Regions from separate parts of the Homo sapiens genome. Here region 2 is linked to region 1. The links are chromatin loops, found by intact Hi-C in ENCODE. Cell type or tissue: IMR-90. All regions are shown on one strand. Links, peaks and the distances in the headings refer to the core of each region. The heading gives the core; the rest is flanking DNA.

Region 1 (5,391 bases), core at 168-5,167:
AATAAATGATTTCACAGAATACCGACATCAGACAATGCCACCCTATGACCATGGTGAATCAAGACAAAAACAAGACCTCTCCGTAACCATGCATGAACACAGGCAAAGAATGAAATCTGTTTAAATCACAAACATGGCCCAATATCTCCCAATCCTGGCTAATTAGAGTGGCTATTGCTTGTTTATTGCTGACAGTTTTAGCTTGACTCTAGTCTTCCCTCTTCCTAGATAAGAATTATTGAGAGATCCAGTCATGACCTTATATCACTTCCTAACAACATCCGATCTAGAGCAAAGCCATGCTTCTCAAACCCTCCTCCAAATCACGTGACACAAGGCCACATTCTGTAAGTTCTTTCTAATGCCCTTTTAGTAAGACACCCCACCCCCTGCCCCGCACCATGTGTGTTCCTGGAGGAGGACATTGAGAACTTTAAAAATTTACCTTTTAGTAATTTCAGATTAACTTGGTTAGATTTATTGGAGAGCAAAACAATTCTCCCTCAGGTGACTTCCAAGGGATAATTATGGGATAATGTATTAGGTTGATGCAAAAATAGTTGTGTTTTTTAACAGTAGTTTCAATGGCAAAACCCACAATTATCATAAGCTAGCCTTCCAGGTTAACTTTCCTAACTTGTACAATATTTCCTTTCCTGATTTCCTCAATTTCCATTATACTTTTCTTCAGACAAGTTAATAGTCCAATGAAATTTTTTCAAATGCTCAACAATCTTCCTCATTCCCAAATAAATTTTAATATATATGTATAAGCACATATACATGCATATTCATTATATATTTGTATACTTGTCACTTTAGACAATTTGAGTATAGAACTACTTTCAAGGAGATGACAATCCAGTTTGCCTTTGGCTGGTACACTTCTTGCCATTTGCTTATATAGGCATTTTGACATTTTGAAGTTTCCTCCCATCTTGAGTACAGCTGATCCAACTATCTGGGAGTAAACAGAAAGACCAATGGACACCCACAGGAAACATGCTGAGGTGCACATGGAATGTGGATAGGAAAGAGGTCTGTTATGATAAGAAGGGCTGTGGTGAGCATCATAGCCAATGTGGGGAGCCACATTCTGCAGCTCTTGGTAAGTGAGGTCAGTGGAAAGACTTGAGTCATGAAGTGTATATATCATTCTTTCAATTCCTGAGGAAAGCTTCATGGGGGAAACGATTTTGAATAAAATGAGAAACAATTAGTTTGGTCATGTTTTATTTCACAACAAAATTTCCTGTTTTTAGTTTAAAAGGTACCTATGACTAATAACGTTTTCCCCAAATTTTCAGGATATGAAGCTTGTGTTCCTTGAGTTTGACATAAATTGTGCTTCAGGCACTTACACAAGTTGATGAATAGCAATATAATTGACTCATTGTGAATGCCTTTATTCATATTAACCTATTATGATGAATTTCAAATTATAGAGTCTAGATTAGCAGTAGAGCAATTATCTGAGCAGTGAGCTTGTCTAGAGACTATTCTATATTTTTATCTTCAGGAAGATGTCCACAATGGAGCTCCTATTAAGACCATAGCATGCTGAAAGTAAATTCCTCACTTAGAATTATTTCAAGACAACAAAGCATACAGTATTGGTATCCATGTATCAGATAAGACTTTTCAGTTGCAGAGAACCCAACTCCTTGGGAACTAAGCAATAATGTAGATTTGTTGGTTCATAAAACTGTAAACCAAAGGAAGAGCCAGCATCAGACTTCTTTTGGTCAAGATTTTGGCCTCTGTCTTCATGCTGGCTTCATCCTCAGCCTGGCTGTAACCTCATGGTCACAAAGATGGCTGCCGTAACAGCTAAGGCTGCACACTTCCTTATTCATTTCCCAAGTAGAAAGCATCACTTCTCACAATCACCAAATGATAATTCCAGATCTTTACTCAGATTGAACCAAGGTAAATTGACCATCATTGCAAGGGGTGTAAGAATATGCTGAAGACCTTCCCCTGAGCTGGAAGTGGGTCAGTCCACTAAGAAATCATGGTTACTGCGTAATTACCAGGTGGTCACTACAGTTATTTCCTTAAAGGAAAATAGGGGTCCGTTTGGAGAGGAACAGGGGGAGTAGGTGCTGGTTAGACCTGTCAAGCATCTGCCATTTTAATATCTCTATAGAAAATGATATTACATCCTACCTATAAGTGGCAGTATTGGGCTAAAAACGTGGGCTCTGGACTTAGATCGTGGCCATTGAATTCCTAATTCATCACTTACTAGCAACATGGTTTTGTGAAAGTCACTTAACTTCTCCATTTCTCAGCATTTTTATTTGTAAAACAAAATTAACAGACTCTTGTAGAGTTTCTATGAAGATTCAATGGAAAAATGCATATAAAGCACTTAGTATAGAGCTCCTCACTTTGTAAGTACTTGGAGCAACATTTGCATGTGAACTAGCCACTTGATGGTCTCTCTAAGGCATCACTTTTATCTGCTTGGGCATCTGTGTGGTGCCCAGTGTGATTTGGGGGCTTCTCTTTCCATCCTCAGGTCATTTTTATCAGCTACTGGATTCATTTTAAGCAGACTTTTGACCCAGAGACTGGAGGGTGGTCTGATACTATAAAAGCAGTGTGTTCTGGTACATCGTGGTATAAATGTTCAAAAGGAAGCCCCACCAGGGGTTCCCAATAGGGAGTTTCCTTTGCAACGTGAATATCATTCTTAAGTGGTTTGAGAACAGGGTACAGCAGCATCTTACTGGGCATCAGTTTGTGTGCTCCTGTCAGGAAAATTACCATCCAAGCCCACTAAACCCACACAGAACCATAATGTTTTAATTATTCCTTTATTACTTCCTTCAGGTAATTGGAAGGCTAAATATACTTACATGGCAATACTCTATTTTATTTTATTTTAATTGAACTTCACTCTATAAAAGACTTGGAGTTAAGGTGGGGAAAACAGGAAGAAAGGAGGAGGAATAACTAGTTAGTTATTTGTTTTTAAAACTCACCATGTGAGGGCTAAAATCAAAGCTTGGATTACATTTGGGAAAATCTACATAAACTTTGTAATGTGTAAAGTAGGCAAATTAAGAGAGATTGCATCAAGTAACTCTGCCTTGCAAAATAATTCATCTTGTGTATTTACTAAAATGACAAACTTGGTGGTTTTGAAATGTGATTTGTGTTTTTAAGGGAAGCAGTTAGGGCAGAGTAAAGAACTTCAGCTTTGGAGACAAGAAGACCTGTACTCAAGTCCTGACAGCACTGTTTATCAGATGTGTCACCTTGGAAATCCCTTGACATCTCTGAGCCTCAGTTTCCAAATCTGTGAAAGAGAGATAATAACACTATCTTTGTAGAGCTTATGGGATGATTAGAAATAATGGGCATGGTTGTCTAGTACAGTGTATGGGAAATATTAAGAGTGCAAAATAATTCTTATTTATAAAAATTTATTGTACATGTACATTTTGTAAGGAAAGATCTGTTATATAATGCAAACCACTCAGATTTCCATGACCTGTTGTCGAGTGTCCTACACCCGATCATAAAAAATTCTCCTCTTACAGGGTCTCATGGCTTCAAGTCTAAAACAGAAATTTACATACATCCTAGTGCCACTGAGGAGAGCAAATAAACAGAAACTGCCATTATCAGTCCACTAAATCTGTAGTTCTCAATCTTGGCTGCACATTGTAATCACTTAAGAAAGCTTAAAAATCCTCAGTGCCCCAACTATACTCCTGAAAAATTAAATCAGAAGTTCTGGGATTGGACCCAAGTATCAGTGCTTATTTAAAGTTCTGCAGAAAATTCAAAGTGATGCCAAGGTGGAGAACCATTGTTTTAAACCATTGCTTCTCACGCTGTAATGTGTGCTGGAATCACCTTGGGGTCTTGTGGACTTGCACATTCTGGTCCTGGGAGGTCTGAAGTGGGGCCTGAGATCCTGCATTCCCAACATTAGGCAATGCTGATGCTGCCAGTTCCTGGACAGCAGCCTTGAGTGGGGCTCTGTTTGGGGTTCTCACTCATCCTATTATGCTTATTTCTTCCTTTCTGTGCCTCCTCTGCACCCTCCAACTCCTCTCCCACACAACCATCCAGTTTTGGGGAAAAGCCTTTCATAAGAGATACTTCTCTTCCCAGGAATTACTTTTTCTGCTGAGACAGGCCCCAGTAATTTTTATTCATGAGAGTAGAATGTTATTCCTTTCCCCTGGAGTGTTTCAAATTGCTCTACTTTTCTTAAAGTGATTTTGATTTATGAGAAATGTATGCTTCTGTTTTCAGTACAAAATGATCATAATTTCATCAGAAAAAGGGAGTTGTTAAAGTATTTGACATAACTCTAACACCTCCAGAAGTTTATTTGACTGCTCTGGAAAGTTTTTAAAGACAATCATTTTGCACAACCAAAAATCAAGAAGGATACTGGTAGTGTTTGTTTAGATTCAAAACGATCAAGAATTGTTGATCCTTCTGATATTTGGATTTGAATCCCTAAAGCAGCTTTAAACCAAACTGTCTGTTTGGATCATTTGGCTAAACTTCACTGGTCAGAATATTACTTGCTGCTCTACATCTGACCTTGACTTAGGGCATAGGAAGCAGAAACTCCGGGACAAATCTGGGACTTGCCCAGTGTATGTTATAGAAATATTCACTTTAGTGGTCTGCAGAGACACCCTTCAAAGAACATAGCCAGGATATTAAATATCCATTTCTTACTTTCTTAGTTTTTTAATTCATTAGAGCTGGAACAGAAGACCAAGAGAATTGTAGGGACCAGCCCCACAGGGTCGGTGGGTTTTTCTCCCCATGTGTGGAGATGAGAGATTGTAGAAATAAAGACACAAGACAAAGAGATAAAAGAAAAGGCAGCTGGGCCCAGGGCACCACTACCACCAAGACATGGAGACCGGTAGTGGCCCCAAATGCCAGGCTGTGCTGATATTTATTGGATACAAGACATAGGGGTAGGGTAAGGAGTGTGAGCCATCTCCAATGATAGGTAAGGTCACGTGGGTCACGTGTCCACTGGACAGGGGGCCCTTCCCTGTTTGGCAGCTGAGGCGGAGAGAGGAGACAGCTTACACCATTATTTCTGCATATCAGAGACTTTTAGTACTTTAACCAATTTTGCTACTGCTATCTAAAAGGCAGAGCCAGGTGCACAGGATGGAACATGACAGCAGACTAGGAGCATGACCACTGAAGCACAGCATCACAGGGAGACAGGCCTCCGGATAACTGTGGGTGGGCCTGACTGATGTCAGGCCCTCCTCAAGAGGTGGAGAAGTAGAGTCTTCTCTAAACTCCCCCAGGGAAAGGGAGACTCCCTTTCCTGGTCTGCTAAGTAGCGGGTGTTTTTCCTTGGCACTGACGCTACCACTAGACCATGGTCCA
Region 2 (5,381 bases), core at 382-5,381, 650 kb after region 1:
AACCTTCCACCCGTCAGTCTAGAAGGATAAGAGAAAGAAAGTTAAGCAACTACAGGAAATGGCTTTGGGAGTTCCAATATCAGTCTATCTTTTATTCAACGGTAGGTAATTTCCTTTTGTTTTGTTAACTTTATATCAGTGTAAAATGTGAATAGAATTTATTTTCTCTGCATTAGAGAGAAGTTGGCTTCTAACAGTTGTTCTTTATGACAAAGATCAGAGTAATGAATCTGTGGATTAATTTAGTTTCTTATGTCCTGTATGTTCCTTTCCTAATATATTTTGACACCTTTTTTGAGACCTCCAGAATGTTTGCTTTATACAATTGAAGAGTAATTGATACATTTAGCTACTATACTATAGGGTTCTTATTTTTTAATTAATATGTAAATGTATCAATGGTCTTAAATATTGGGTTTTTATTTGCTTTAATCCTAATATAGTCAATGGAATGGATGAGAAACTGTAAGTATGTTGCCCTAGTCACGTTATGGATTTCAACTGTAATAAATTAAAAAAATAGAAATTGGAATAAACAGAATAAGAATACTTTCCATCTGTTGCTTGTACATAGAAGGAGGCTCTCTGTTAAAGATGCTTTTGCCCCCTTAATACAGCAATGACAGCACTGACCGAAGAGGCAGCCGTGACTGTAACACCTCCAATCACAGCCCAGCAAGGTAACTGGACAGTTAACAAAACAGAAGGTATTTTCTTCCCATTTTCATATTTCACAAGACTTTTCTAAAACTTGGGAGAGAAATTTGGATTGTGATAAAAGCAATATTGGCCATTTTTAATATATATTTTATTATTAGATAATCAGCTCTTTTAGCAGGATGCTGTTAAATTGAAGTGACAGATAAATGTGCCAGGAAATAATTGCCTTTTTAAAAGGAGGAAGTTAAGCAAATGAGACAAAAGCTGTCTTCAGTTACTGTCTTGAATGTGAAACAGGCCACATTTTCTGCTTCATTTCTGCTTGGTTCCCAATAACCCCTGTGTGTACAGAGACAGTTTGTCCCCATTTTGGCATTCTTGATGAGCAGCATTATATTTTGATCTGTGATTATAAGCTTTGATGCCAAAGACATTATGGCTACAAGATGAACAGCACTTTCCCTCATCTTTGGAATGACCTTTTTTTCTTGTTTGCTTTGGAGTTTTTGTTGTTATTTTAGCATATGCTGTATTTCCTAACCACTTGTACCCAATTTTTGTTGTTGATGGTAATGATATATTTTCTTTTGCACTTAATTATTATCACAGTGGCTTCTGGATGCTCTTGAGCATCAGCGTTCTTTCTCTAATCTGTTTAAACTCTTAGAGGTGAAACTTGGAAAGCTTGTTGCTTACCAAGACCTGTGACTGAGTGGTTATGATTCTTCTGCAAATCGCATCCTGATTGCTATGTGAAGGCTGGCAATTTGATTTAGGACAGAGGAAACAATGTCTTGCACTCAGAGTCAGGCAAATAAAGGAAGATTGTCATATCTCAGTGTTCTTCATGTCACCAATAATTTAAAATTTTAAATGATTGTCTCGAAATATTTTACCCATTTGATTTTTTGAATATCTGTTGATTTGCAAAACGAAATCAATGTGGGTTATAGAATAACTTTTAGCCAACTATTTGTCTTCTAAGCCTTCAAACAAAGAGGAAACACCTTATTATAATTATTATATTCAGTACTATATTATACTGGCCTGGCACAGTGGCTCGTGCCTGTAATCCCAGCACTTTAGGAGGCCAAGGCGGGCAGATCACCTGAGGTCAGGAGTTTGAGACCAGCCTGGGCAACATGGTGAAACCCTGTCTCTACTAAAAATACAAAAATTAGCTGGACGTGGTGGCGCATGCCTGTAATCCCAGCTACTCAGGAGGCTGATGAAGGAGAATTGCTTGAACCCAGGAGGTGGAGGCTGCAGTGAGCTGAGATGGGGCCATTGCACTCCAGCCGGGGTGACAGAGTGAGAGTCCGTCTCAAAAAAAAAAAAAAAAAAAAAAAAGAAGATAATATACTGCAGAAAATTAAAGAAGCATAGTTTTCTCTCAATGACTGACTTCGTAATAGCATGCTCAGTACTAAATTTTTTTTTCTTCCTTAATGGTGAACAGCAAATAAAATATTTTGAGTTACAAGTAATAATAATGGTAAAAAGGAATCCAATACAGTCATCCTCCGTTATTGGTTGAACATTGGTTCCAAGACCTCCTCCTCCTGCCCAGAGGGTACCAAAATCCACAGATGCTCAAATCCCTTATATAAAATAGTGAAATATTTGCATATAACCTATAGACACACACCCATGTACTTTAAATCATCCCTTGATTAGTTATGCCTAAAACATTGTAAACGCTATGCAAATAGTTGTTATACTGCATTGTTTAGGGAATAATGACAAGAAAAGTCAGTACATGTTATGTACAGATGCTTTTTTTTCAAATATTTTCCCTATGAGGTTGGTTGAATCCACAGATGTGGAACCTATGAATACAGAGGTACAACTGTATATCATTTCTGTATTTTTCCTTTGCTTTCTTGATGGAGAACTTTAATTTTTCCTTTTGTTTTTTATCTAACTTAAAAATATCAATCTAGTATCTTAGAAAAATTTTTATAAAGTTATGATCATTCTCATTCTTAGGGGAAAGATGAGTCTCTCTGGTATAACTTTTCTTTAGAAATGGCTTAATTCTCACATTTTTCTACCAAATCTAGTTTCAGGCTTAGTTAATCGAACTTGTTTAGTCTTGAAATAGAAAGCACCCAGCACAGTTTATAATGGAAAATTCTCACTGCCTGAGAATTAATTATTAAAATGATAAATTATATTCATCCTATTCAACAAAATGAACGTGAATTAGAAGATAATGTGTGTTCTCACCAAAATAAAGTAATACAACATAGTATTTTGTTTGTAATCTTAACATCTAAAGATTTAGCATTTTTAATATAAAAAAGAATGCCTTTTAAAACTGTTTTTTCCCTACAAACAAGTAAGATTCTCTTAATCTTAGCAAGGCAAATATGGTATACCTTTATCATAATGATGAGGAAATATGTTTATTTATAAAAATGACAAGTAAAATCCCATTAATTCTGTTTGAGAAACATTTAAGAATCAATAAAGTATGCCCCAAAGGACTCAATTAGGCAATTTTACCTAAGGGTCACTCCCACTGCATAAACACCAAGAATGGCATAGGTCTGTCTTTTGTACATCAGAGAGAATCAGGAATAAGAATCTTGTTTATTATCTCACAAGTGTAAATTCAAATCTTCGCAAGTGCTGACTTCTCAGGTGTAAAGGAAGAAAATCGAAATATTATGTGAGATCTTCTATGTTAATTAGTATTCAGACACAAGTCTGGGAAGCATCGCTCAAAATAACCTGCTAAGACTAGAACCAATGCTGCCACCTTTTGGTGAATTTGTTGCCTTTTCTGTCTTACTGCATTGCTTCTAAAAAGTGAAACAATCATCAATCCACCTCCATCCCCTAATTAATTAATAATATGTCATATGTCTAGATGATATTAACCCAGCCCTTGTGAATACAACCTGCTAAGAGAATCAATAGTTTAAAGGACACAGCACCACCCCCAAATATCCTTAAAATTAAAAATTTATTTACATATGTATTAAAAATTTACCATAAAAGTAAGACACATTTCATTTGCTAACATTGTATCTCCTTTTCCTAGCTGACAACATAGAAGGACCCATAGCCTTGAAGTTCTCACACCTTTGCCTGGAAGATCATAACAGTTACTGCATCAACGGTGCTTGTGCATTCCACCATGAGCTAGAGAAAGCCATCTGCAGGTAAATGCAAAGAAATATCCAAGTCCTAGAGACAGGAGATGAGTTTATGTCTCTGTTGTTTCATATAGTACATTTCCACACTTTTCTCTCTTTAGTTTAAAAGGGTGCATAATCTGAACATGACTTGACAGGCCTCTACATATTTGAATATCTAAGGAGTCTTTTGTCCAAACTATTTAATTCTCATTAATTAAAAACATGGTTCCCAGATTAGCAGCATCTCTTGAACCTGGGTGCTTGTTAGAAATGCAGGATCTATGCTCTACCCCAGAACTATTGAATCAGAATCTGCATTTTTAACAACATGCAAAGGTGATTTTAAGTTTTGGGGTTGTTTTCAGGATGAAATGAAGCAAACTAAGGCAAAAACATTACAGGAATATGAAGTTCTAGAGCAACTAAGATACTATTTTTATGATCATGATTTGCTCAGTATTCGCCTATGGAAGAATAGGCTAATGATTTTTCTAGAGTAAATTATGCAAGCATACTACCTTTTCCCTCTACTAATGAAGGGAAAATATGGGGCCTTAATGATTATTGGAAAATTCATAGCTGCTTCATTGCCCGTAACAGATTGGCTTTCATTTGGTATTTGCCTCTTTAATTTAAATTCCTTATTTCCATTTATTTTTTTAAATTTATTGAAACAGGTTATTTGTATTTCTACCACCGTAGGTTTTAAAATTAAACTTTTTTTCTTTTTTTAAAGGTGTTTTACTGGTTATACTGGAGAAAGGTGTGAGCACTTGACTTTAACTTCATATGCTGTGGATTCTTATGAAAAATACATTGCAATTGGGATTGGTGTTGGATTACTATTAAGTGGTTTTCTTGTTATTTTTTACTGCTATATAAGAAAGAGGTATGAAAAAGACAAAATATGAAGTCACTTCATATGCAATCGTTTGACAAATAGTTATTCAGGCCCTATAATGTGTCAGGCACTGACATGTAAAATTTTTTTAATTAAAAAAGAGCTGTAATCTGGCAAAAAGTTTCTATGTAATATTTTTCATGCCTTTTCTCATAAACCCAGACGAGTGGTAAAAATTTGCCTTCAGTTGTAATAGGAGAGTTCAAACGTACAGTCTCCCTTCAACCTATCTCTGTCTGCCCATATCAAAATTATAAATGAGGAGGACAGCAGGCCCCAAGAAAGTAGGGACTAAGTATGTCTTGTTCAAAATTGTATATTCAGTGACTTACACTATGCCTAGCACACAACACACACTGAGTAAATATTTGTTGAGTGAAATAAAATCAAGAAACAAGTAAAAACTGAATAAAAATGTATGACAAACATTGGCCATTTCTTCCCAGACGTCAACTGGGGGTATCTTCAGAAGATACTGTCTCCTGCTAAAAACCTAAGAAGATAATCACAAATAATTGTAATTATTTACATATTCATTCTTATTTCTTGTTTTTTCCACATGAGTAATTTTTCCTTAAATCCATGTAACTAGGATAAAGTCAAGAAATAAAGTGAGATACCCTAACAAAAAATATAAATACATTATTTCCCTTGCTGTACTCTAATAAGTTGTC

What was found. Peaks named below come from ENCODE experiments on the same cell type or tissue, not always from the same donor. Only the 100,000 strongest peaks of a DNase experiment are listed, where the experiment ranks them.
Region 2: a loop joins it to region 1, with 6 times the contacts of the local background. A loop is called at or near these places in 6 of 110 quality-filtered maps.

The regions. Positions count from the first base shown.
Region 1 is chr4:73,660,694-73,666,084 of GRCh38, forward strand. No RefSeq gene overlaps it. Among named protein-coding and RNA genes, the nearest start is that of RASSF6, 43 kb to the left of the region's middle. RefSeq lists a silencer at 934-1,139. In IMR-90, for the core only: CTCF peaks have their summits at 1,021 and 2,178; DNase peaks (open chromatin) are centred at 1,068 and 2,208; H3K27ac peaks cover 238 bases.
Region 2 is chr4:74,308,476-74,313,856 of GRCh38, forward strand. It overlaps EPGN (epithelial mitogen), which reads left to right. Exons shown (of 5, transcript NM_001270989.2): 1 at 1-101; 2 at 618-707; 3 at 3,710-3,830; 4 at 4,543-4,695. The coding sequence starts at 59. The region is part of intron 2 of LOC105377276 (a long non-coding RNA gene); the gene reads right to left. Among named protein-coding and RNA genes, the nearest start is that of EPGN, 2.7 kb to the left of the region's middle. In IMR-90, for the core only: a CTCF peak has its summit at 3,423 (motif pointing left); a DNase peak (open chromatin) is centred at 3,416.